Regions from separate parts of the Homo sapiens genome. Here regions 2, 3, 4 and 5 are each linked to region 1. Evidence: chromatin contacts called from ENCODE Hi-C or POLR2A ChIA-PET data. All regions are on one chromosome and are shown on one strand. Each heading gives the region's core, a stretch centred on a gene start or an enhancer-like site at or near the end of the contact. The rest is flanking DNA. Distances are from core to core; before and after follow the strand shown.

Region 1 (5,179 bases), core at 1,959-4,458:
TATGTCCTACTGGAATTGCAAAAGGTCATCTTTATATATATATATATATATGCATTTCTAGAGTTTTGAGCTACAAGAAACCAATAGCAATCACCTAGTCACAACCCTTAGGAAAGAACAGAAGCCTAGAAAAATTAAGTGGCTTACTCAAGGTTAAGACTATAGCCAAAAGAGTCAAGACTAGGACTCAGATTGCCTAGGTTCTCTCACAATCCATGTAGCCTCCCTTTTGTACTATCTGACTTCTCCAAGTATGACTGCTTTACTATTTTATATTTAGATGGTTAATATCCTCAATTGCAGGGCCTTTAAAAATTTTCCTTTTAAAATTTGTCTTTAACAAACAAATACTAAAAGTACCAACAAGTTCAACCAGGAAAACACCATTTCCAGTTCCAATATCAAGCACTGAAGCATCCAGTGGAATCTTGTGTTTCTGCATCCACCTTATTAGTCGATTCATACTCTCTTCTCCAAACCTGTTAGAGAGAATCAGTCAAATAACTGAGGGATACAGAGCAAAAGTCACCACTATATTCCATTTAAGCTATTTATACCATATGCTCAAACTCTTATTTGAAAGTGAAAACATCTGTGACTGCTTCAGCTTTGTCTCTACTGTAATTTAGGAGAAACCACCTCCAGGAATACAACAGAATAGACAAGGTCAGTATGTTATTTACTAACATTTCTCTATATCAGCATTAACAGTTGTATGTGTTGGTGTCTCAGAATTTTATTGTTTATTGACAAAGGACAACTATAGGGTGAAATGCTGTCATCAAACGTAAATGTGAGATATTAAAAGAGGGCTCACACCCATTCTCCCAACACTTTGGAAGGCCACGGTGGGAGGACTGCTTGAGGCCAGGAGTTCGAGACCACCCTGGGTAACACAGTGAGACCCTGTCTCTACAAAAAAGAAAATTTGCTGGGCATGATGGCATGCAGCTATAGTCCCAGCTACCCAGGAGGCTGTGGCGGGAGGATCACCTGGGCCCAGGAGGTCCAGGATGTAACGAGTTATGATGATCATGCCACTGTACTCCAGCCTGGATGACAGAATGACACCCCACCTCTCTAAAAAAAAAAAAAAAGTAAAAAATTAAAAAAGAATAAAAGAAGAGACATACTTTAAATCTACCCACTAAAGCCAGACTTAATCCAGGGTTCCCAGGATTTTTAGGCTTTCTTTGGGTATAAGCACTTGAATATATGCATTTTTTTTTTTGAGATGGAGTCTCACTCTGTCGCCCAGGATGGAGTGCAGTGGCGCGATCTCAGCTCACTGCAATCTCCGCCTCCCAGGTTCAAATGATTCCCCTGCCTCGGCCTCCCAAGTAGCTGGGACTACAGGCGCGCGCCACCATGCCTGGCTAATTTTTTGTCTAATTTTCGTAGAGACAGGGTTTCACCATGTCGGCCAGGATGGTCTCTATCTCCTGACCTCGTGATCTGCCTGCCTCGGCCTCCCAAAGTGCTGGGATTACAGGCGTAAGCCACCGCGCCCGGCGAATATATACGTATTTTTTTAAACACACACACATATACATATAATCTTCTAGATTATAACTTGATTCTTTTCCTAACTCACCAGATTTCACCTGTATCTCCATATTCTCGGAAAGTTTGCAGTTCTCTCTCATAGACAGCATCCCAACTATGTAAACAATGAAATGCAAAGCAAGACTCTTGAATTAAACTGTATTATGAATTAAATGTATGTTTCTAATACATTACAGAGCTATTTATGACAGAGGTTTAAACATCACTAGTGTTATTAATAAATACACATAGTTCAATCTTTTAACGTCCTTGAGTTAAAAGAAGGAAATACATGGGCAAGCAGAATACGTTTATACTGTACATGTAAAGCATTTAGGACAATATCTGATGCACAACAATAAGTTTTAGCCTAAAAAAACACAAAGACATTTGTCCACGTATCCCTAAGTCCCTGACCCAAGTTCAAAACTTGATGAAACAAGCACATCTGGTCTCAAGTGTGCAGGCACACAGTCTCTTTCCTGTGCTATTTGTCTCTGCCTATTCCAGTCTTCTAGCCCTCCGTTTAAATTTTCTCTGGACGCTTTTCTTCTTTTTTTGAGACGGAGTCACGCTCTGTCACCAGGCTGGAGTGCAGTGGCGCGATCTCGGCTCACTGCAACCTCCGCCTCCCGGGTTCAAGCGATTCTCCTGCCTCAGCCTCCCGAGTAGCTGGGACTACAGGTGTGCGCCACCACACCCCGCTAATTTTTGTATTTTTAGTAGAGACGGGGTTTCACCATGTTGGTCAGGCTGGTCTCGATCTCCTGACCTTGTGCTCCGCCCGCCTCGGCCTCCCAAAGTGCTGGGATTACAGGCGTAAGCCACCACGCACCCGGCCCTCTGAATCCTTTTCATTTGCCGTCTCTTTTCCTACAATGATTCTCTAGAATCCCTGCTCCCTCTCATCCCGCCAATTTACCTCTCCCCAACTGTTCCCTGCAGCCATTCATCCACCCACATTAATTCATTTAATAATTCCTGAGCGTCTGTTTGAGGTCAGATCGCTTTCTTTCACCCCAAGATCCCCCACTATCTCCCCGCTCCCGCCTCGGGTCATCCGCTATTCCCACCCCACTTCCAGCTCCCACATCCCTCCCCTCCTACTCAGCCTTTTCGGCTCCCAGGCCCAGCACTTCTCCCTCGGTCTCTCACTCTCGCCGACCAGCCCTATTCGCCAGCCTCGCCCTCTCCCCCTTTCCCCCAAGCCTGGCCCTCAGGTTCGAGACTCCCAAAAGGCCTCCCAGGAGCCAAAGCCTGTCCCGCACCCACAAGCCCCTTGGGCTCCAATCCCTTGAAACGTCGGTTAACCGCGTAGGGCGACCCCTAGGGATTCCACTCTTTGAAATCCCCGTAAGCCCCCCGCCAGGTGGCCCTGCTCCCGTCACGCCCCCGAGGGTCTCCCTGTCCCTGAGCCCCGGGTCTCCACCCCGCCGTCCCCTTCTCGGGGCCCAGGCAGGGCGGCACGGCTCATCCTCCCCTGCCCAGCGTCACACTCACTGCTCGCGGGTCCCCAGCGCCGACGGGACGAAACCGTCCTCCCCGGGACTGCCCTTGTCCGACCGCGCCGCCACCGCAGCGCCACCGCCGCCGTCAGCGCCCGAGCTCATTTCGCTCCACGTCCTGGACGGCCGTTGGGGCCGCCATAGAGACGGGGCACAGGCAGAGCGGACGAGCGGACCGGCGCCTCTAGGCGGCGGGAGGCCGCCCTCTCGACTGCTCCAGCCCCCGCGCTGGGGCTGGGATGGGGACGCGACGCCCTCTGCTCTACCCCCGGCTCCCTGCGCCGGCGGGGACCGTGCGCTCTCCCCACAGCGTTAGTGGCATCCCCTTCGTCGAGGTCCAAGAGCGGCTGTATTTGGGGACTGCTGTTCGTGAGGGACCATTAGAGGTATTGCATTTTGGAAAACGGCTGGCTTCCGCACCGTGGACACCTAAAGCCGACGCCGCTCTACCCAAACGCAGAAATCACTTCACCTCTCCACTGCGTGCGCCTGTCTGCGAAGCGGGTGCGAGCGTCCATCCAGTTATTTGGCTCCTTGGCAAGAGGCCAACTTCGTTTCTGGCTAAGATTCTGACTTGAAAACCGCGTTCTGGCCTCTTGTGACTTGATGTCACCGGTAGACGTGGAAATTTATGTCCAGGGAAAGGAATGCCCTGCAACTCTCCACAATACGCCAAACACGGGGATCAGTGTGTTGTGGAAGAAAGACTGCTAAGTGAGAGGATGCCCGGATAAGCCTCAGCTCTGCCTCGACCCAGGCACCTGGCCTTGCTTAAGTTTGTTTTGTTTTGTTTTGTTTTGTTTTGTTTTTTGAGACGAAGTTTCGCTCTTGTCGCCCAGGCTGGAGTGCAATGCAATGGCGCGATCTCGGCTCACCGCAACCTCCGCCTCCCGGGTTCAAGCGATTCTCCTGCCTCAACTTCCCGAGTAACTGGATTACAGGCGGGCGCCACCACGCCAGGCTAATTTTGTTTTGTTTTGTTTTTTAGACGTAGTCTCGCTCTGTCGCCCAGGCTGGAGTGCAGTGGCTCGATCTCGGCTCGCTGCAAGCTCCGCCTCCCGGGCTCACGCCATTCTCCTGCCTAAGCCTCCGGAGTAGCTGGGACTACAGGCGCCCACCACCACGCCCGGATAATTTTTTGTATTTTTTTTAGTGGAGACGGTGTTTCACCGTGTTAGCCAGGATGGTCTCGATCTCCTGACCTCGTGATCCACCCGCCTCGGCCTCCCAAAGTGCTGGGATTACAGGCGTGAGCCACCGCGCCCGGCCTAATTTTGTATTTTTAGTAGAGACGGGGTTCCTTCATGTTGGTCAGGCTGGTCTCGAAGTCCCGACCTCAAGTGATCCTCCCGCCTCAGCCTCCCAAAGTGCAGGGATTACAGGCGTGAGCCACCGCGCCTGGCCTCTTGTCTAAGTCTTAACCTCTGTGTGTTTCCTCCCTGTACCATGTCAGAACTAGACGGTGTCTTTGTTCCACAAAACTGCTCCCAACCCGCGAACCGGAGATTGCATCTGCCTCTGGGTCTGAGTGCCATTGGTAGATCTGCAGTATAATACAAGAGATCTTATGGGCCAAAGTCTGGGGTATTTTCTGTAGTAGCTGTGAAATACTGCTGGTCCTATGTCCTAGGCAAGGCCCTCAAATGCCCCTAGCGAGACTGCCTTCCAACCAAAAGGAATTGTTTGCTAGGCCACGTTTCTGTTGTCTTGGCAGACAGAAGCCCAGTAACAAGTCCCTAAAGATAAAATAGCATCAGAAATCCTTCCTAGGATCGGATGCGCATCTCCTATAGATGCTGTTCTGAGATCTTCAGGCAGCCACTAGTGATAGGGTAAGATAAAAGGCAGACAGGAGGCCGGACACGGTGGCTCACGCCTGTAATCCCAGCACTTTGGGAGGCCAAGGCAGGCAGATCACGAGGTCAGGAGATAGAGACCATCCTGGCCAAAATGGTGAAATCCTGTCTCTACTAAAATACAAAAAATTAGCCAGGCATGGTGGCGCGCGCCTGTAGTCCCAGCTACTTGGGAGGCTGAGGCAGGGGAATCATTTGAACCTGGGAGGCGGAGATTGCAGTGAGCCGAGATTGCGCCACTGCACTCCAGCCTGGCAACAGAGTGAGACTCTG
Region 2 (5,179 bases), core at 1,111-3,610, 240 kb after region 1:
TAGCTAATGTAATTACAGCTAATCACATAATTGCTGGAAATGTGCATAATTGCCTGATCCCAACATATAATTATAATGTATAGCAACATTATGAATCCCATTTTTAAAATCCACATTTTGGGGCTATTTAAAGTTATTTATTAGAACTGTTTGTGGACTACCTATAGGCAGGCTTCAACTCTGTTTCTTTACGAAGCGCTCAAAGTGCTTTAAAAAAACAAACAAAAACAAAACAAGTCCTGATTTTATAATGCATCTGTACAAAGATAGGTGAAAAGAAAACAGCTACTCAGAACAAAAACAAATAAATCTTAAATACCAAACAAAACCATTTGTCAACACTCTGTGGATTATGTTCTTTCCTCGGGGAAAGAGAAAGTCACTCTCTCATCCTGGAGGCTCTGATGGGTGTTTGCCAGGCAAGGAGGCTGCTGGAAGAAGGAAAGAGCCAGAGGGACTTCTAGACCACTTGGGTAACCTTGCTGACCCTGGAGGCGCCTGTCTTTGTTCCTTATACGTATGGATGACCTTTCTTGGGGGTACATCCCACTGACATGTGCTTCCACCATGGCAAGTTCAACCCACTGAGAAGAGCAGAAGAGCCCGCGACACAGAAGAGACCCACTGGGGAAACTCCCTTCCACCTCATCCCCGGCAGCATCTTCTCAGACTTCTCATCCTCCTGCGACAAAGGTGATGCAGAATGAGATTCCCAGACTTTCTAACTATCTATGTGTTTCACAGAAACCAGCTTGTCTCCTTTTTCCTCATATCCACCCAACCAGCTCAACGTTCTCATTCCTTTTATCCTCTGTGGTCGTGAGAACATTCCAGAGGTGCGGAATGTTTCATGAGCTTGTTTATTTAAGAGGAGGTCCCTTTTATTTTTGCAGAGGAAATGGAGAAGCACCCTCCCTGAGTCATGTTACAAGGGGACTACTCACAACTCAGCTGATACCATCCTCGGGGGACCATTTTCCACGTCTCTAACACATTCGAACAAAACGCAGTAAAACGAAACACATACTTTTTTCAAGTTGCAATCGCAACAGCCGCAGGAAAGGGGAGCAGTGTTTACAGACTGATTCTATCATAATCCACAAGAAGCAGCTCTAACAAAAAGTTACCACCAACAACAGCCATTGTGGTTTATTAAGTTCTACAAACCCAGGGCTCTGCAAGATGCTCTTCTGGGTTCCCTTTGCAATGCTGAGTGATTGTTAGCTAGCCCTCATTTCCAACCAATAGATGTTTGGGGCAAACCAAAGGAGCTCTGGCATAATGCGATAAAGTAGGTACTAAAACCCTCCAGCTGGTGCAGTTCACAATGTCAATTATGTCAGCAGACTAAACAGATAGGAAGATCTCCATTATACTTGAGAATGAGGAGACCACAATCTTGTTCTGATCAGCCTGTGTTACGAGAGGGCTCCTTCGTAATAATTCTTACATGGTATTATAGGATTGCTTGATAGCAGGCATCAGAAAAAAAAGGAACAATTATAAATAGCAAACTCAAAGAGTTACATTAAAAAAATTAAAATGTGGCTTTTACATTGGCTAGAAAGACCATTATTCCAGCTCATTTGGCTGGAGTCCCAAAGACTGTCTGTGTCCTGCTCTCCGAGTAGAGACACAGCCTGGCGGAGTGAATCCCCACGGCAGATTCTGGGCACACAGAAGGATCAAGCTCCATGCCACTTTTTCTTGCTTTGAAAAGTTTCAAAGAGGAAGGGGCTGGACAGGCCTTAGAAAACAGGGAAAGGTTGTACAAGTATCTGTGCAGGGGTGATGCTCAGATTCCAGCGGAGTACCTGGAGTGGGACCCTGGAGAGGCCTGCCTGATTCCAGCCTAGGGACCCACGACCAGGGCTTGATGTTGGCATTGTGTAGCAGGCGGGAGGGGACGAATTTTAAGGAGCTGGTGTATCCAGACACCAAGAGCAGGAAGACAAAGTTCCTACAAGCCTGGGAGCAGACCGGGTAAGCACAGCAGAACATGGCAGCTTCATGCTTTTAATCATTTAGAAAGAAAAAAAAAACAAACCTAAGGGACGCAGAAGTCCCTGTGTCAGGTGTAGGCAGTGGGGAGGGAGAAAAAAACAGTTTGACAGGCTCTCTGCATATCAATACAGAACATTCTACAAGTAGTTGATAGAATAGAAACATGGTGAGAATTCAAAGCTAGAGGGGGTGTGTGTGTGTGTGTGTGTGTGTGTGTGTGTGTGTGTGTGTGTGTGTTTGTGTGTGTTAGATGTTCAAGGCCTTCAGGTGGAAGAAAGAGCTGAATCCAACAAGCTGGTATGAGAGAAGGCCAAACAGAAAAAAACAGACTGCCCGGGTTCCTGGGTGCAAACTGCCTACTGCTCAACGCCTCTCTGGCAGCACCTGTGAGATGGGTGCCACCTGTCCTGACCCATAACAGGTGCCACAAGGACTAAGTCAGCTTATACATAGGAGGAGCACCAACAAAGCACTTGGGACCAACTGTGAGTACTTAATGAGATGCCTAGGGAGCTGACATATAGATGGTGACCCACACTGGAGTAACTGCATTTTGGCCTGTCTGCGTTGATAGTTATTGAGAAATTTAAAATATATAACTGCAAATGTATCTGGAACACCATGCATAGACAAGGTAATGCAAACTTCTGTTATAAAAAATTGGCTGAAAATTTCCTATTACACATGAAGGGGGTGGGAAGGTTGGTGAACCATCCTTCAGCACCTGTCTGGATGGGACAGAGGGTCTGCAAGCAGACAATGGTTTTGCCCAAGTCAGGTTTATACAGCCATGGAAACACACAGAGGAAACGCTGCTAGCTCTTCAATCCCATTCTAGTTTCTGATGCAACATCCCTGGAGAATCCTGGGTGCAGGGGGTGGAGTCAGCCCCAGAGGCATTCCTGCTAGTAACCTTGGAAAGCTGAGTCACGAGCGTGTTCCAGAAGCAAGTACTCAGTAACCTCAATCAAGCACCTTTACAGTGGAAGTCAAGAGTAAATTTTACAACTCCCCATACAATCTGGTGAACCTATACTGTGGAATAGTCTACAAATCAATGGGGCCTGGGCTCTTCAGTAAGTCCAATGTCTCTGAAAGTCAAAAAAGCCCAGGGGATAATTTTAGACTAAGGAGACTAGAGAGATGTAACAACTAAACACAATGCGTGACCCTTATCTATTGCACAGGCAAAGAGACGTGGAGGAAATGCGAATATGCAGCCTATACTAGACAATACTGTCCCTGAGGTTAGATTCCTGGGGTTCATTCCGGTACTGGGAGCAGTACGAAATTGGATAAAAGGTGCCATGCCATAGGTAGTCCAGAGTAAAGTGCTGCCCCTGAATTTTTTCAGATGGTTCTGGAAGAAAATCCATCATCTACTCACACAGTGTCTATTTATATGTATATCTCTATCTTTATCTCCCCTCAAAAGAATCTGGAAAACTGAATGGAATATTGGTGTTCACTGTACCATCCTACCAACCTCTCTGTAGGTTTTTATAATTTGTGAATGTTTACTTTAAAAAAACCCTTTAACGCCAAACTCCTTATACTGAACCCCAGGAATGTCAGTGCTTTTGTGTTCTTGCAGCGCAGAGTTCTGTGAGGCCATGGAGTCACTCAGCAGAATGTCTATGATGTCCCCACCCCGTGTGGCATGAGCCACATCTACTTATAGGACAGACAATTCCATATGGGCAGCTGCAGGGGAAGCCCTGTGGGTTGCATATTCCTGTCCACAAACTGGTGGGTCAGCTACTAAACTTCAGCGTGTGCGTGAAGGGTGCAGAGGGGGCTGCGGAGCCATCTTCGCTTCCCTCCGAGAGCCACCCTGTAGGGCAGTACCAGCAATCACCCTGAGCAAAGAGCAGCCCTGTAGCACTGACCCCATCTGGCAGGTGCACTCACCCCTAAACCCGAACCCACACGCTGGTTTCTTACCACCCGCTAGCTGGAAGAGCGCAGTGCTTAATCAACACTTCAGAGTTTTGTCCCCAGGTTTCCATTAGATTTTAATTATGTTTATTTTTCCTTTCATGAACAGAACACTTCCAGACATTTCCAAAGATACCAGGGACATGAACACACCACGAGGGGCAATGCTGGGCTCTTCAGGAATCTCATAGTATCAGGGAATTCAGCATTGTAAATATCTTAATCCAAAACAGGTAAAGTCCTGAGATTTCAGGAAGTGAAAAAAGATGGTCCTAATCAACACCATCTTTTATATGCAAAATAACCTTAGGTACATGGAAGACATAGACCTCAGGGCCCACCAGCCCTGAAACTGTCCTCCTAGTCCCCAACCCCGCCCCAGAAGCCAGGCCTTGTCCTAAGCCAAGGCCAGGCCCACGGCCAAGGACACCCAGCAGAGGGTGCCAATGGTATGCAGTGTTGGAATCGGAGGAGGGACTCTGGCTTGGGGAGTGGCACAGCCAACTCAAGGGAGCAGCCAGCGAAGATTTGAGTGAGGGACTACGTATGTTTGGTAAAAACCGCCAAACACGCTCTTACCTTCACAAATTCTGTCCAATCGCTGTCTCTTGACTTTGTGCTTATCCACAAGGGCCATTCTTTATGGAACTTTGCAACTCTCAGATCAAAAGGCAAAGCAGTCCTCTAAGAACTTAGGGGAACTTGCAGGAGTCTGCGTGCATGACGCCACTATGAACCCTGAAACAAGGAGAAAAGAATCCTTACTCTCTGGAGACCCTCTGGGCACAGGACAACAGCTCACTGGGGACTTAACTGCTACTTTCTATAAGGGAACCTGCCATGCGGACACATGGGACTTGCTCTTTTCCCAAAGCACTGGGAATGGAGGCTGCACCAAGTGCATCTCAGCCGCCTCCTGCTTCTTATCTCATAATAGAAAGCAAGTGAATGCACACAAGACAATCGTCAGTTATTTCTGGAAGCAGCAAATTCCAACAGATCTCTTGCTTTTAACTTTAGGGCTATAAATTCCAATTTACTGACCAATTTGAAGTGTAATAAATTATATTCCAGTGGCAGAGACCAAGTGACAGCCAGTTGGACCTGCCCCAAACGCACTCACACTGAGATGCAGACGCACACCGTGGCGACTCGAGGGGCTCTGCGAAGGCCTGCTGCCAGGTGAGTTACAACAATGCTTTCCAAAACAGCCGCGCAGGGGTCAGGGGTCAAAGCC
Region 3 (5,179 bases), core at 1,735-4,234, 200 kb after region 1:
GCCACACCCACGATGCCTGGCGGATATCTAAGGAACACACAGAAATAGGGCCTTGTAAGTTCAGGGCAGAGTTGCCAAGCTCTTGGCTCTTCTACTTCTGGCCTTTTCATAAGAGACAGGAGCCCAGTGACATGAACATGGCTCACCTTGACCGACCTTCTGGGCTCAAGTGATCCCACCTCAGACACCCAAGTAGTGGCGACCACAGGCATGAGCCACCACGCCTAGCTAGTTTTTGTATTTTTTTGTAGAGATGCGGTTTTGCCAGACTGCCCAGGCTGGTCTCAAACTCTTGAGCTCAAGTGATGCCCCATCATAGGCCTCCCAGAGTCCTGGGAGTACAGGCGAGAGACACCAGGCCTGGCTAATAGTTTTTTTTTTTTTTTTTGAGATGGAGTCTCACTCTGTCGCCAGTCTGGAGTGCAGTGGCGTGAGCAATCTCAGCCCACTGCAACCTCTGCCTCCTGGGTTAAAGTGATTCTCCTGCCTCAGCCTCCCAAGTAGCTGGGACTACAGGTGTGCGCTACCACACCCGGCTAATTTTTATATTTTTAGTAGAGACGGGGTTTCACCACGTTGGCCAGGATGGTCTCAATCTCCCGACCTCGTGATCCGCCCGCCTCAGCCTCCCAAAGTGCTGGGATTACAGGCGTGAGCCACCATGCCCGGCCCTGGCTAACGATTTTTATGGGATAGTTTATCTTCCCTATCCCCAAAGCAAGGAGAAGTCTCAATTTTTATATAAAACACTGGCAACTAATTCATAAAAACAAAACTAGTCCAATCCAAACACGGGGCCACTAATTTTGTAGCTTTTAGATAAGAAGATATTAGCCCATACTATTTATGAATGTGGATACATTATACTATTTAAAAAAACCCACTTTGTACAAAATGGACTCCCAACTGTTCACCAGTTACTTCTGACTGATAAAATGATTTCCCAACAGAGTACAATGGACCCTTAGGGACTCAATGTTTGTCTCCCTCCATCCCCCTAATTCCAGTTCAAATCCCACACCTTAAAGGTGATGACCTTAAGAGGTAGAGCCCTTGGGAAGTGACTGGGTGAGGAAATGACTGGGTCATGAATGGGATCAGTGCCTTTACACAAGGGAGTCTAGTCAGTGCTCTGGCCCTCTCTCTGCCATATGAGGATGTGGGAAGAAGCTGACGGTCTGCTGCCTGGCCGTCACCAGAACCTGACCATGCTGGCAGCCTCATCTCAGACTTCCAGCCTCCAGAACTGCGAGCAAGGCATTTCTTTACAAGCCACCCAGTCTATGCTACTCAATTATGGCAGCCAGAACTCACTAAGCTTTCTAGGCTGGTTGGCTATATACTCCCATGGCCTGAGATGGGAAGTGGTATGCTTGCTGGCTGTTGGCTGGGGGCCCGCCTTCCTCGGAACGCCCAGGCTCGGGCTGGTTTTATATTGCAAGCACGAAGTGCTGTGTGAGGACACACTGCATTCGCCAACCACAGAACACAGGGTCCTCGGGCAAAGTGGGACTCAGTGTATTCACACAGACTTATCATCCATCCAGGTAGAGGAGGAGGCATCTCACTATGGTAGCCACCCCACCCCCAGCTCCTGGCCTGCCATCCTGTCACCAAGACCTTCAGAAGGACTCTGGTCATTAGGGTCCCTTCCTCAGTGCACACATACTGTTCTAGGGGGCCTAAGAGCCCCAGCTTACGTGAAGGATAAATAACAATGGAGACATGGAAGAGGTGGGCCCCCAGCTCCACCCAACAGGGGAATCTGGTGCTGTGATAGGCTCAAAATACTTTTGAGGGCCAAAAGGACGGGGCTGGATGAAATGTGAAGACAGCCATGTGACCTGCAAGCACCGGCATAGCTTCTTCAAGAGTGTCAGAGCCTTCATTACACAAACTGAATGCACCCTGGTCGTCACTGTGGCTACAGCAGGGGACATGTGGCTGGAGACATTCTCAATCATCATGAGTGGGAGTGGGAGGTGCTACTGGCATCCCGTGGGTAGAGGCCAGGGATGCCGCTGAACGTCCTACAATGCACAGGACAGGCCAGGCCTCCTACGAGAGAATGAAGAGAATGATCTGGCCCCAAATATACTTATTGCCAAGAGCTAGAAACCCTGGTTTAGAATATGCAAAAATTTTTCTTAAGATTCAAGGCTGCAACTTCATTCATTTATGCATGAGGGGGCTACTGATTTTCCTGGGAAGCCAGCAATAATGGGGGGGGGGGTGTGGGAGAAAACCGATTCGTGCATGGAAAATACCACAAAAGGAACCCCTTCTCCCTGTGAGGGCTCCTGTCTTTCCCCCACTCTGCGTTCCCAAACATGGCTCCAGTTTCTCAGCTGACCCAAACTACAGGTATCATTTTTAGTGTGTGGACAAGGTCATCATCCTGAGTTGATTGTACTATCCTGAGTTGACTGTACCAGAATGCCTTCTGTGGACATAAGATTCAAATTGGAAAATGAACTTGCTCACAGGCCTTTGCACTTGAACATCTTATCTACGTATACCTTTCTCTTTGAGAAGCCCTTTTTTTTTTTTTTTTTTTGGTGGTGGGGTGGGGTCGGGGGGTAGCAGCATTGTCTCACTCTGTGGCCTAGGCTGGAGTGCAGTGGGTGATCTCGGCTCACTGCAATCTCCACCTCCCAGCTTCAAGCACCTCTCCCACCTCAGCCTCCCTAGCAGCTGAGACTGCAGGTGTGCGCCACCACACGTGACTGGGAAGCCTTCTGGTTTTAAGATGGCTTTAGAATGAAAGGCAGTTCCTAGCACCTGTGGTCAATCACATCTGACCGAACACACCCCCTTTTAAAATAGGAGCTTCTGTTTGTTCCATGAAATTAGGCATTGGAAGAAATGGGGGCGGTGTACACAGTTCCTGCTGAGAAGGCTGATTGTTCTGACCCTGACTTAGCATCTGCGGGAGGTTAAGCTTCCGCCAAGTTTGGGCTTCTCTCCCTGGCCCCGGGGCCGTGGTGCTCACAAGCTGAGACAAAGTCAGTTCCTTTTCTCACCTGTATGTGGCACCATTGAGCTCAGGATGAATTGCTTGCTGGTCTATTACTGACCAAGGCGCTGATGTGACAAAGAATTCCTTGTTCACACAATTTCTTAAGCTTTCTGGGATGCGACCTAGGGTAAGATGATTAAAATTAATCATATTATTTTTACAAATCACAGTAAGTTCAACATTACACCTGTAGCTGCTTATGTGGGGAAATAAGCATTTGTAAAAATGTAGAACATCCAAAGGCCCAAGTGCTTGAGCTCTTCAACACTGACCTTCAGCCTCTGTGTGCCCCCCGACCCCCGAGTTTATAATGTCTGGGACTAAAGGGAATGGTTCCCTCTGTGAAGTTTAGTTCAGGGCTTACGTAAATAAACAGGGCCCAACTCATATAAATTTGATGCTAAAAGTGAATTCTACCTGTCGAGAGCTGCCTGTAGCCAGCAGGACAGGAGCCGGCTGCACTGTGGAGCTGAGGCTGCCCTTGGCAGGCCAGAGGCACGGAGGGGCTCACCTGTGATGGCTCGGCGGATCTCGGTGGCAGCTGCCTCCCTCATCTCCAGTGACGCCTGCTCACTGTACCAGGCAGTGTGAGGAGTGCAGATGAGATTCGGGGCATCTTTCAACGGACCCTGAGCAAAGCTAGAAAAATGTAGAAAAAACAGAGTAAGCGGGAAATGTCGCATACGCTCCCTGCCCTCCTCAGCACAAGGGAGCTCTTGGCCATGTAGAAAAGTAGCTACATAGATAGCATGGATACAGGAACATCTGTGATGATATTTTATGAAGGCTGGGAATTTTTGAATGTAATTATCAAAGTTGTGTAAGAACCGTATAATTGGTAGATCAAAAAGCCCAATTCTATTGAAGGCTTGTCCTGCTGTAATCCAGGGCAGAGATGATGCCTGTCTGTCTGAAGACCAGAACCACTGCCACACCCCCACCAATTTTCTGCCTCTCCTTTCCCTGATGACCTCTGGGAAACTTCCAGCCCTTTTACAATTAGAATACAGCACAATCCTTAGAAGAACAGAGACTGTAAATGTCATCTCTGGAGTTTCCTGCCCAGGGACCTGTTTGGGAAAAGGGCCTCGAGTTCAAAGTGTGGGGGTCAGGTGTGGAGCTGGGCCCTGTGGGCTCCTGGTAGGCGGCTGGGGCAACACGCACCTGAAGGGCTCTGACTCATGCACGTCGAGGGCTGCCCCTCGTATCCTGCCCTCCTTGAGGGCTTGTGCTAAGGCTTTCTCGTCCACCAGGCCGCCACGGGCTGCGTTCACAAGGAATGCTCCCTGCCTCATCTGTGGAAGGAAAGAAAAGCCGGTTACAGGCACACTGGCATGGTGGAAGACTCTTGTACCAAGGTTTAAAGAAGAAAGCTGCAAGCTAGTTTTGTTGGTCTGGTGGTTTAATGTGTGTGCTGCAGTTTGAGGGAAGGGAGTGGGAAGTGTTGGTGACGGCTGGAAGCCAGGGCCGTTGCTGCTGATCCTGAGAGGAAGCAACACGGTGGAAAGGCTGGACTGTGCCGAGCTGCTGGCCTCTTTAAAGGTTCTGGGAAGCTTCTGAAGCTGGGTCCTGGCTAGCGCCTGTCCTTCTCTGCTTAGCCTGGCTCAGCCCGAGGAAGGGGCTTCACGTGGCTTGTCACTGGTTTGTTGCAGGGCCTCTTCCCTGCTCAACAGTGTATCCAGAAACCACCTCCGTTGCCCTCCGTGTCCCTCTTGTGCCCACAAGCAAGTGCTACCACCTTTCGACAGAAGCTTCCATGGCATCTATTTTCAAATTACCTGCTTTATGGTAAAGTCATTGATGAGGTGGTGGTTATGTTCGTTGAGATTGCAGTGCAAGGAGACGCAGTCGCTCTGATACAGCAAATCCTGCAGGGTGTAGACCCTCTGCACGCCCAGGGACCGCTCGATCCCATCCTGCAAGTAGGGGTCATAAAATATGACGCTGAATCCAAAGGCCTTGGCTCGAACTGCAACCGCCTGCCCCGTGCGACCTGTACAGAAACAGAGCGTCCAGGTGAGTGAGTCCACAGCCCGCGCCCCAGCGCTGCCACCTCCATTGCTTCTGAGCTGAGTCCGGGCTTGGCATCCCCGCTGGTAGCTGCTGCCAGAGAAACCGTGTGCCCAAAGCTTAGTGAGGCCTGAGGCGAGCACTGCCCGC
Region 4 (5,179 bases), core at 1,588-4,087, 150 kb before region 1:
ACTCGGGAGGCTGAGGCAGGAAAATGGCATGAACCTGGGAGGCGGAGCTTGCAGTGAGCCAAGATTGCACCACTGCACTCCAGCACTCCAGCCTGGGTGACAGAGACTCCACCTCAAAAACAAAACAAAACAAAACAAAACACTGGGACCGGTGCTTCCTTGGGCATGTTACGCAATCTGAGTTTCTCTTTTCCCATCTGTAAAATGGGGAAATAAAACTGCCCTAGAGGGGCTGCATGGAGTTGAAATGAGATCACAAGCAGCTCGGGGCTCAGAGGGGTTTGAACAGCACCTGATGGTGCCAGCTGCACCACGACAGAGGGAGTGACCCACGTTGCCCACGAGCAGCCCCAGGCAGACACAGCACAAGGAGGACCACTGACCACCTCACCCCACCCACAAACAGTCCATGAAAGCAGAGACCCCAGGCATGCTGGGGCGGGGGAGGCCATGCTGGCCCTCGCTGGCTACTGGAGCCCTTCAGGGGCGAGGACAAGGTGGCAGACCAGCAAGGCTTGGCCAGCACATCCCAGCACGTCCAGCAGGGCAGCTGGCCATGGACATGCCCGCTGGTGGTGGGTGTGGAAGGACATTCCTGGGCACATTCTGCTCCTCTGGGCTCAGCTGGCCCCACCTGCAGCGCCAGAAGTGAGTGGTGGGGACAAAGTATATGTAGGGCCCTGGTGTTCCCTGAGCCCCACAGGACCTGCTGGAGACTGCATTTGCTAAGGCTTTTCTCACCTGGAGGCAAACCAAATACTGGCTTAGCTATTGGGTGGAGATGTGGGGAGACTCACCCCAGACTTACCCACCAGGGACCCTTCCTGGGGTGGCTCAGCCTCTTGCCCATATAAGTCCCGTCTCTCTAACCCAATGTGACACCTGACAGGGAGCCCCTAGTTCAGGGCTTCTGGACCACAGGGATTCAGAGGTGGGCCATGGGGGGTTGGGTTCTGTATTTTCTACCAGGACCGGGCCAGACCCACCCCAGCAGGAGGTCAGGATTCTGTGCCAGGTTCAGGCACTCAGGAAATGTTTCCTTAAAGAGTACTGGAGGTGCCAGGAGATCCCCAAGAGGGCTGAGGACAGGGCCCATCCTCAGCAGTGGGCATGCAGCCCGGGGCATGCTGTTTGCCACCAAACAGACACAGAAATAGAAAATCTGCTCTGTCTAGCTGAGTGGCCTTGGGCGGGTCATGGTGGGCATCACGAGGCAGACCTCTCGAGGCAGCTGTGCAGGCTGGATCAGAAGGGGTCCTGGGAAGACCCAGCTCAAGGCCCAGGGTGCTTGGCAGGTGGGGCTCCCACTCAGAGGCCCAACTCAGGCTCCAGAAGGGTTGGCCGGGGTGGGTCTCTGTTCTTTTGACTTTCCCAGGGACACACCTCAACATAACTATGAATTTTCTGATAGGCTTTTCCCCCCCTTTCTATATTTTCCCCTTTTGTTCATTACTGTTTAAATGCTTGGCAGAATATACAAACACAGCGCCCGCATCCCAGAGTGCCTAGCTGCGTCTGAGTGAAAGTGCTGGAGACAGATGCCTGGGGCGGGCATGGGGGGACCTCTCACCTCCATCAGCTCATCATCCAGGCACAAGGGACAGGCTCTGCCAGCCTCCTTTTACACCTGGAGAGACAGAGGTTGGTTTGGGCAAACTCCCACCGAGAGGCAGTGGCAGGGCCAGGTTCAAATCCAGATCTGTCTGTTCAAAGCCTGCACCCACCCTTAACCACCACGCTGCACCTCACTGCTACCATAAAATACCAGAATTCAGGATGGCAGAAAATCACTTTCTACCCCTAGGAACCCCCAGCAAGCCTTGCCTGCTGCTTGGTAAAAATTCCCAACTACAAGGCTGAAAGCCCTTGGGCAGAGCCACCACACCAACTGGAGCAGCAAAGAAGGCAATTCAGGGAGCCCTGACGGCTGCACCTTGCTACAGGTGCATTCTCAGGTGCACCCCGTGGGCTTGTCTGCGAGTGTGAGGAGCAGCACAGCCTCAGGCCCTCCACACCTCTCCGGCCAGCACCCTCAGCCTGCACAGCTCTGCGCGGCAGGTTGGGGAGGGATCGTGTTCCTGAGCAGCCAAGCCTTGGCCCAGAAAAGGGCAGGCAGTGGCTGGGATAACAAGGGGAGTAGGGGGCACACCAAGATGGCCCCTGAAGAATGTGCAGGGCTTGGAGCCACCCTAAATCATTCTTAAATCCATGTGTTTCTTCCTGTGCAGAAAACCAACCCAAAGGTGGAGATGCCATGAATCCCACCAGTCCGTCATCCCCTAGAATCTTGTCTTGTCCTGGGAACAAAGGCAGGGCATTTCTGGAGGTTCGTTCTGGTGTCCTAGCAGCTGCAGAGCCTCGAATGATGGCAGAGCTAATGTTTACTAAGAATTTACCCTGAGCTCCATGGGATCGCCCCACTAAACCCTCACCTCAACCTTGGGAGGGGGCGCTACTGTCATCAGAGGTTTGGTGAGGCCACACAGGGAGTGAGTGGGGAGGATCTAGGTGCCAGCAGTCTGAATCCGGGATCAGGCGCTGACCACCATGCAATACAGCCCCGAGCGCAGGAAGAGAGGAGGAGGAAAAAGACAGCCCCCGCTGCGGCAGAGCAGAGTGAGGCAACAGCCCGGCAAAGGCCGCAGAGGGCACGCCCCGCTGACCCCACACTAGGAAGAGCCCTCAGCCAGATGGGAGGAAGGGACAAAGGCTGTGGGTATTTTACTTTCCTCTGGAGCATACCCCGCCTAGGTGACAAATGATGTGTGTGGGAGAGGCTGAAAGCACCCAGAAGACAAAACCAGTAAGACAAAACAGGAAGAAACCAGCACAGTGCCCAGAGCAGACACCCTCAGGGGCTGTCCAGAGTCCCGGGCAGCCTCCAACGGACCCCGACTGGCTCTCATCCAGTTCCTTCCCTTAAAGGTAAATGCTCACACGTCACACACATACCTCTTCCTCGATATGTTGGATTCACTTCAACATGTTGCAGTTTCTACAGTGACCAATAATGCTGGGGCCAGTTTAACTCTGAGCCCCCAGTAACCCTTCCAGTGCAGATGGGAAGTGTGAGCTGTGGTGGAATAGTGAGAACACTACCCCAAGACCAGCTTCAGGACAGGGCCCCAGCCTCTGGCTGAGACCATCACTGGCTCAGCCCAAGTTAGGAGATGAGCCAACTCTGTCCTGGCACCAACATCTGGTGCTTCAGAGAAAGCACAGAACCCACTGGGGAGGTGCCTCTCCTTCTATCAGCAAGTGGCTACCACAAAAAGGAACTGCCAGACAACCATGTGTCATCACTGAGGCCCATGTTCACTAGAAAACAGGAGCCGAGAGTCACGGGGAACTCAGAGATAAGATTCTAAAATCCTCGAGGGAGCAACCACCATGGCCTTAGGGGAAAAGCACCACCCACCCCCAACACACTGGATCCACTGTGCCTGCAAGAGGCCCCTTCCTTGGGAGCCAGAGAGGAGAGGAGCCCCTTCTTGACCCTCGGTCCCAGGTGTCAACAGGTGGGTCTTATTAAGACGGCAAGCACTGATAAGACTTACAGGTCCCATGAACTAGATCCTAACTATGTGCTGGGCACTGCGAAAGGAACTTGGCACACCGCGACTCGCTGGTTCCTCCAGAACCCCCAGGAGGCCTGTGCCAGTGATACTATTTTATAGTTGAGGAAACAGAGGCCTAGAGAGGCTGAGGAACCTGCTAAGGTCACCCAGCTGGAGAGCCGGAAGCCTAAAGCAGGTACACAACTGAACAAATGGCGTGCGTGCATACACGTGTGCATACATGCCCACCCTGAGAACGTGAGTGTTCCTCGAGGAAGAATAAGCCATCGGAGCCCTAACTGACAGTCACCACAAGTGCAGTCAGTGGCTGTGCCGGGCAGGCTCAGACCACAGGGCGGCCACTTCTGTCTCTCACCCTCAAGAACAGTAGCCCTCCCTGCTGAGAGGCTTTACGGGCAAGCTGCCATGCCAGCAGGTCCTAGAGATCTTAACAAAGGCACGGGCTCCAGGGAAGGAGAGGACAGCCAGAGCGCCATGCGTGTGAACACGTCCACAGTGACGGGTCTCACTCTCACACCAACGCCTCTCCGGTGGTTGTGACAAAAGCAAGCCAGTTTCAAGGGTGGGGCAGTGAAGGCAGTGACTCTACCAAAACAGAAGGGCAGCCCGGCATAGCCCAGATGTCACCTTCTCAAGCCTGATGACTCCCATCTGCAGAAGCTGCCCGGTGGCCCAACAGGCAGATGGGTGCTCAGGCTGGCTTGCAGGTGTCCCGCTCTGCCACAGCAGCCAGAATGGTTGCCATCCTTCGGCAGCAATGTCCCTGAGTGAACACGGAACCTGAAATCCCCGTGAGTCAGGATCCCCGAGACACAGGGGCACGTGCAACTGCCGATCACAGAAGCTTTCAGACAGTGACTCCAGGCAGAAAGGGTGGCCTTCTCTTCTTATGCAGTGGAATTGGTTCTCATTGTAAAATTAAATAGGAGCCAAGAATTGTCCCCATAACTGTTCCTGCAGGGTGGAGGTCGGTCTAGGAGAAACCTCTTGAAGCTGCAGCACACGGCTCTCTGGCAGTCCGGCAAGACTGCCTTTCTCCTTTCCGCATTACATGCACTCCTCTCCTTCCTTCTTTCATCTCTACCACTGTCTCCTCTAAGTAAGACCCCACAGTGTTTTCATGAAAGCAAGAAAAACGGACATTCCTGACGGTATCGTGGGACCTGTCGAGGCAGAATCGCTCACATATGCCTTTTTTCTCACTGTTAGCTTGAGATGATCTTAAAGAAAGAAAAGAAAGAGCACGAAAAGGACACACAAAACACAAACAAAAATGTCTCTTCCTAGATGGCCGACAGGAAATAAAGCTGTCTGTCTCTGGAGAGAAACGTCAATTGTTGGAACGCTCAGGTTAAGGGAGAATCACAGAATCAAGGATCACACTCACCCAGCTGAAAGCAAGAAAGCAACTTCCAATTGATTGAGGGGAAAAAAATTAATTGCAGCTTTAGAAAAATCTCTTCTGTGAGGCTGGGCTGTGGGGCCATTGAAGCCCAGGCGGCTCGGCAGGGCCCTCAGCAGTTCTCCCTATTCACGACGCGCAGGTGGCTGATAAATTTCCCAGGGTTTCTCGGCGCGGTGATTGCGCCTGGCTCTTTCAG
Region 5 (5,179 bases), core at 1,319-3,818, 150 kb after region 1:
CTAAGATAACATAAGGTTACGGGCTGTTTAGTTGCACCTACAAACATAGTAAGACTTATCAAAACAAGTATGGATTTTGAATGTGAATATTTTAAAAGATATATTGAAATTACTTAGAGTAGCCCTGGATATATGTTCATTATGGCATTTATCTTGTTAATAAGTTTCTACATGCTCATTTTAATTTCCAGTAGCATGAGCAAGTAACTTATATTTCATTCCCGAGAAACTAAAAGAATCTGCCTAAAGAGTATGAAAATTGCCATTAAATCTGTATTGTCTACTTTCTGGATGGTTATATCATTATAGTTCTCTGCTCTTCCACACATTTTTGGGCTGCTATCAGTTTGTAAGTAATCATTATACAAACTAAATTTAAAAATTTAAACAAGATAATTTTATATTACTTGGATCAGGGAAAAAAATGCAGTTGCTGAAGGTGGTTTCATAGCTAAATATAAGCAATTATTTTGCTTTTTCTACTTTTTTGGATTTTATCATCTTTTCCCTTTTAGTAATAGAGTAATACAGGTAGGAATTAACTTAGCACTGCCAAATTAATAGTAATATTAGAACTGTGTACACAGCACAGGGTTAAGGTTATATAGAAAAATGTCTCATCCATGTTTAATTTGGCTGACCAGCCCAGTTGATTAGCCAATTTTATTGTTTTGTTAAATTAAAATTCTAAATATAGTTGTCCATTGTTAAAATAAGTGAGTAGGGTTAAAATAGAGAATTGATAAAAATAAAGCCTTAAAAATCTTTTAGCTAAAGTAGCAGGCTTCAAGTGAAATTCAGTTTTGGTCTCCTTTACAGGAATAGCTATTCAGTCAGACAGAACCACTTATCACGTTTTGCAGTATCTCCTGAGGAAGTCAGAATTCTGAGCCAGCATGAAGACGGAATCTTGTCTTTGATCTGATTTGCAAACCGTACTTTTATTCTAATCATGTGCAAGGTGGAGGTTATAGCGTGGGAACTAAAATCTTAGTAAGTGTGGTTTTTATTTTAGCTATTAAGTAGTATACTTTCTTATAGTGATTTTTTTTTCTTCTTAGCAGAGTTCACACTATAAATGGTGTATGGACTTGGCAGGCAGGAACATAATACAGTATACTTCAAAAGTGAAAGATTTAGGCCAGGCGTGGTGGTTCATGCCTGTAATCCTAGCACTTTGGGAGGTCGAGGTGGGTGGATCACGAGGTCAGGAGTTCATCAAGAGAAGCCCGGCCAAGATGCTGAAACCCTATCTCTACTAAAAATACAAAAATTAGCCGGGCATGGTGGCATGCACCTGTAATCTCGGCTACTTGGGAGGCTGAGGCAGGAGAATCGCTTGAACCTGGGAGGTGGAGGTTGCAGTGAGCTTAGATTGCACCACTCCACTGCATTCCAGCCTGGGCAAAACATAGCAAGACTCCATCTCAAAAAAACAAAAATGAAAACAACAACAACAAAAAAACAAACAAACAAAAGATTTAACCCTCTAGGTTCAGGAAAAATCCCTGAGAAAGAGAGAGCAAAGCTTCTATACTCTGCCTAGGATTTCTTTCTCTTTCCGGGTGAAAAATAGGTGTTGGGATGATACTGAGTTGATAAAAGTATTTAGGAAAAGTGGCCAGTGTCTAAATTCAAGCCATTAAAAAAAAAAAAATTAAATTTGTTATGTAAGTTGCTTCATTTATGAATTAGTTGCCATTAAATTATGAAGTCTTTCTTCATTATAGTGTAGTGTTAGCCCATTGTTGAATCCTAGAAATCTTTTAAGTAGTGTGAATATCTTTTAAATATGAATTGGATTTTTTGGGGGGCAGGGGATGGAGTCTCACTCTGTCACCCAGGCTAGAGTGCAGTGGTGCGATCTTAGCTCACTGCAACCTCTGCCTGCCGGGTTCAAGCAGTTCTCTGCCTCAGCCTCCTGAGTAGCTGGGATTACAGGCACCTACCACCATGCACGGCTAATTTTTGTATTTTTATAGAGACGGGGCTTTACCATCTTGGCCAGGCTGGTCTTGAACTCCTGACCTTGTGATCTACCCGCCTCAGCCTCCCAAAATGCTGGGATTATAGGCTTGAGCTACTGCCCCCGGCCATGAATTAGATTTTGAGTATATTTTAAATATTCAAAATTTAAAATATTTTAATTATGAACATTCACAATTATATTGGAATGATTATGCTACTGGTTATTTCAGTGACCTTCCACAGATTTAATTTTCCCCAGTACAGTCTTCTTTTTTTTACTCCAGATAGAACTAGATTTTGAGGCTACAGATTATCAAGGAACTACCTATTTCATAATGTTACTTTGTTAATTGTAGCCATTACTTCTCAACATGTTTCTTTACTACCTGTGCTAATTAAGAACAGTGGATAATTAGCATTTTAAGTTGCTTTTCTCCCTTAGCGAGAATGATAAAATAGACGTTGCTTGATCTTCTGAATTCATGAATCATAATCTGTGTTCATAATTTGAGAATGGTTATGTGTTTAAGCTATTTTTTAGTTTGTGTTGTTTCCTCTACCTTTGTCTCTTTAAACTATTGGTTACTTTTCTAAATTGATGTGATGGCCTCCCTGAAATTAAACATTTCTATTAGTGGCTTCCCGTTAATCTCATCCTTCTTAGATCAAACCTCGTTATATCTCCTGCCTATCTCTTTTGCATTCCAAAGTTCAGTTTTATTAAATCCCAGGGTCTAAGATTTTTTCTTTGAGAATTTATCTCCAGTGTTTCTATGGAAATTAAAAAAGAAAATTAGGATAATTCAATGTCGAAATGTTGCATGCATCTTTTGAGAAATTTATATTTTGTAGGTTGAAGGACTTGCTTTTTGGGCAGCGTATTTTTGGAGGTGGAATGTAGTTATTTTAATAACCATGTCCTAATTATTTATAGCTTCCTGCCTGACACAGCTCACTTCAAGAAGTGCACAATGTCAGAACGTGGAATTAAGTGGGCTTGTGAATATTGTACGTATGAAAACTGGCCATCTGCAATCAAGTGTACTATGTGTCGTGCCCAAAGACCTAGTGGAACAATTATTACAGAAGATCCATTTAAAAGTGGTTCAAGTGATGTTGGTAGAGATTGGGATCCTTCCAGCACCGAAGGAGGAAGTAGTCCTTTGATATGTCCAGACTCTAGTGCAAGACCAAGGGTGAAATCTTCGTATAGCATGGAAAATGCAAATAAGTGGTCATGCCACATGTGTACATATTTGAACTGGCCAAGAGCAATCAGATGTACCCAGTGCTTATCCCAACGTAGGACCAGGAGTCCTACAGAATCTCCTCAGTCCTCAGGATCTGGCTCAAGACCAGTTGCTTTTTCTGTTGATCCTTGTGAGGAATACAATGATAGAAATAAACTGAACACTAGGACACAGCACTGGACTTGCTCTGTTTGCACATATGAAAACTGGGCCAAGGCTAAAAGATGTGTTGTTTGTGATCATCCCAGACCTAATAACATTGAAGCAATAGAATTGGCAGAGACTGAAGAGGCTTCTTCAATAATAAATGAGCAAGACAGAGCTCGATGGAGGGGAAGTTGCAGTAGTGGTAATAGCCAAAGGAGATCACCTCCTGCTACGAAGCGGGACTCTGAAGTGAAAATGGATTTTCAGAGGATTGAATTGGCTGGTGCTGTGGGAAGCAAGGAGGAACTTGAAGTAGACTTTAAAAAACTAAAGCAAATTAAAAACAGGATGAAAAAGACTGATTGGCTCTTCCTCAATGCTTGTGTGGGTAAGTTTCTGTATTCTGCATTTTTTGCGTGGGATGGGAAAAGGTAGTAAAAATGATATGAAAAGAGCTGGGTGCGCTGACACACGTTTGTGGTCTTAGCCACTTGCTTGAAACCAGGAGTTTGAGGCTGTAGTATGCCATGATCGGTCTGTGAATAGCACTTGCACTCCAGCTTGGGTAACATAGTGAGACTGTGTCTCCACGCACATGCAAAAATGTGAGTGTGTGTGTGTGTGTGTATATATATATGCGCAAAGTCACTAGCATTTGATTCATTCAGCACGATAGCTGTACTTTCAAGTATGCATACATAAAAATTTGTGTATTTGTGATCTTGTCGTAACTTTGTACTAAATTGCCCACAATTAATTGTGTTCATGTCTCTCCATTACTGGGGGCAGTGGAAACGTTTAAGTTAAAGCAAAGTTTTTACACATCAGCAGTAAAATATATACCTGGACTTTAAAACTGCTACTCTGTTTATTGTAACAAGATGTAACTGAGGAACACCAGCTGCTGTTTCCAAGTATTTGTAAACAGTGTGAGCATCTTGTGATGATAGAAGCTTTAGTCAGATGTTAAAAATACCACAAAAATGTGTGACTCCAAGAAGTTGAACAAACATATTGACCTTGAAAATACTGGTGTTAATTTAACATGAATGTCATGTAGTAAATGTTTGCAAACTTTATGGAACTGATTACATGTAGCCAGCTGATTCCATACTTCAAGTTATGGTTCATATGTATTGTGACATTTTCCTCAGGAAATGCTGTTAAAGGACAGAGACATAGGAGAGCAGAGTTTTTCTTCAGTTCTTGACCTTGTGAGTTAATTGTGATGTAATTCACAAAAGCAGTGACTTGAGTCTTCAGTATTTTTTTTTTGAGTAGATTAGATGTTTGATTTTTATTAAATTATTTGGATGGGCTGCTTGCTTTGACATTTGGTCTTATGAGGGAAATTTTGAATGATTACTAAGTTTAAACTTTGTGTGGAACAATAGCTAAGCTTTAACTATACCTTAGCTGTATGTTTTCCCTCAGTACCAATTTCTTTTATTTATCCCTCTGGGTACAGCCCAAGAATATGGAAAGTTTAGGTGTATGAACCTGTGAGTCCTAGGAATTGATTTCCAAGAAATCGTGAGTTTTAAAATTAAATTATATATATCATTCCCCCCCCCCCCCCGCCCCAAGATGGGATCTCACTCTGTCACCCAGGCTAGAGGGCAGTGATGCAATCATGGCTCACTGCAGCCTCAACCTCCTGGGTTCAAGTGACCTGCCATCTCAGCCTCCCCAGTAGCTGGGACTCCCCATTAGCATGTACCACTATGCCCTGCTATTGTTTTAAATTATTATTTGTAAAGATGGGGGTCTACCTATGTTGCCCAGGATGGTCTTGAACTCCTGGGCTCAAGCGA

The links. Hi-C counts contacts between places; a loop is a spot of excess contacts on that map. ChIA-PET counts read pairs that join two places held with the same protein, here RNA polymerase II (POLR2A). Pooled maps may share reads with other maps.
Region 2: a loop to region 1 is called in a pooled map, with 2.3 times the contacts of the local background. The contact joins the enhancer-like site here to the promoter of EEF1AKMT2 in region 1. A Hi-C loop is called at or near these places in 2 of 168 maps with a recorded cell type or tissue (K562 and mammary epithelial cell) and 2 of 50 pooled maps. POLR2A ChIA-PET finds 5 or more read pairs at or near these places in 1 of 52 experiments (BJ).
Region 3: a loop to region 1 is called in a map of chondrocyte, with 2.1 times the contacts of the local background. The contact joins the enhancer-like site here to the promoter of EEF1AKMT2 in region 1. A Hi-C loop is called at or near these places in 2 of 168 maps with a recorded cell type or tissue (cardiac septum and chondrocyte) and 5 of 50 pooled maps. POLR2A ChIA-PET finds 5 or more read pairs at or near these places in 2 of 52 experiments (A673 and H1).
Region 4: a loop to region 1 is called in a pooled map, with 2.1 times the contacts of the local background. The contact joins the enhancer-like site here to the promoter of EEF1AKMT2 in region 1. A Hi-C loop is called at or near these places in 6 of 168 maps with a recorded cell type or tissue (dorsolateral prefrontal cortex, endothelial cell of umbilical vein, mammary epithelial cell and 2 more), 1 of 37 single-sample maps with no recorded cell type and 14 of 50 pooled maps. POLR2A ChIA-PET finds 5 or more read pairs at or near these places in 6 of 52 experiments (H1, Panc1, T-cell and 3 more).
Region 5: a loop to region 1 is called in a pooled map, with 2.0 times the contacts of the local background. The contact joins the promoter of ZRANB1 here to the promoter of EEF1AKMT2 in region 1. A Hi-C loop is called at or near these places in 2 of 50 pooled maps. POLR2A ChIA-PET finds 5 or more read pairs at or near these places in 7 of 52 experiments (AG04450, GM12878, H1 and 4 more).

Annotation. Positions count from the first base shown.
Region 1 is chr10:124,788,679-124,793,857 of GRCh38, forward strand. It overlaps EEF1AKMT2 (EEF1A lysine methyltransferase 2), which reads right to left and starts at 3,209. Exons shown (of 7, transcript NM_212554.4): 1 at 3,046-3,209; 2 at 1,595-1,660; 3 at 365-479. The coding sequence starts at 3,155. RefSeq lists enhancers at 3,161-3,885, 3,513-3,822, 3,886-4,608 and a silencer at 3,323-3,382.
Region 2 is chr10:125,034,476-125,039,654 of GRCh38, forward strand. It overlaps CTBP2 (C-terminal binding protein 2), which reads right to left. Exons shown (of 11, transcript NM_001329.4): 3 at 4,522-4,680. The coding sequence starts at 4,579. Among named protein-coding and RNA genes, the nearest start is that of MIR4296, 4.2 kb to the left of the region's middle. Within about 2 kb of position 2,361, at least 10 of the 41 ENCODE cell types and tissues checked have a DNase peak (open chromatin) inside an H3K27ac peak, as active enhancers do; they include mammary epithelial cell, where a contact is called at or near this core.
Region 3 is chr10:124,989,672-124,994,850 of GRCh38, forward strand. CTBP2 (C-terminal binding protein 2) reads right to left here. Exons shown (of 11, transcript NM_001329.4): 7 at 4,798-5,012; 8 at 4,184-4,314; 9 at 3,531-3,658; 10 at 3,024-3,141; 11 at 1-27. Among named protein-coding and RNA genes, the nearest start is that of MIR4296, 41 kb to the right of the region's middle. Within about 2 kb of position 2,985, at least 10 of the 41 ENCODE cell types and tissues checked have a DNase peak (open chromatin) inside an H3K27ac peak, as active enhancers do.
Region 4 is chr10:124,638,259-124,643,437 of GRCh38, forward strand. All of the region lies in intron 4 of FAM53B (family with sequence similarity 53 member B), which reads right to left. Among named protein-coding and RNA genes, the nearest start is that of FAM53B-AS1, 63 kb to the right of the region's middle. RefSeq lists enhancers at 1-455, 1,614-2,353, 2,985-3,034, 3,832-4,569. Within about 2 kb of position 2,838, at least 24 of the 41 ENCODE cell types and tissues checked have a DNase peak (open chromatin) inside an H3K27ac peak, as active enhancers do; they include ovary, where a contact is called at or near this core.
Region 5 is chr10:124,939,555-124,944,733 of GRCh38, forward strand. ZRANB1 (zinc finger RANBP2-type containing 1) reads left to right here and starts at 2,569. Exons shown (of 9, transcript NM_017580.3): 1 at 2,569-3,753. The coding sequence starts at 2,940.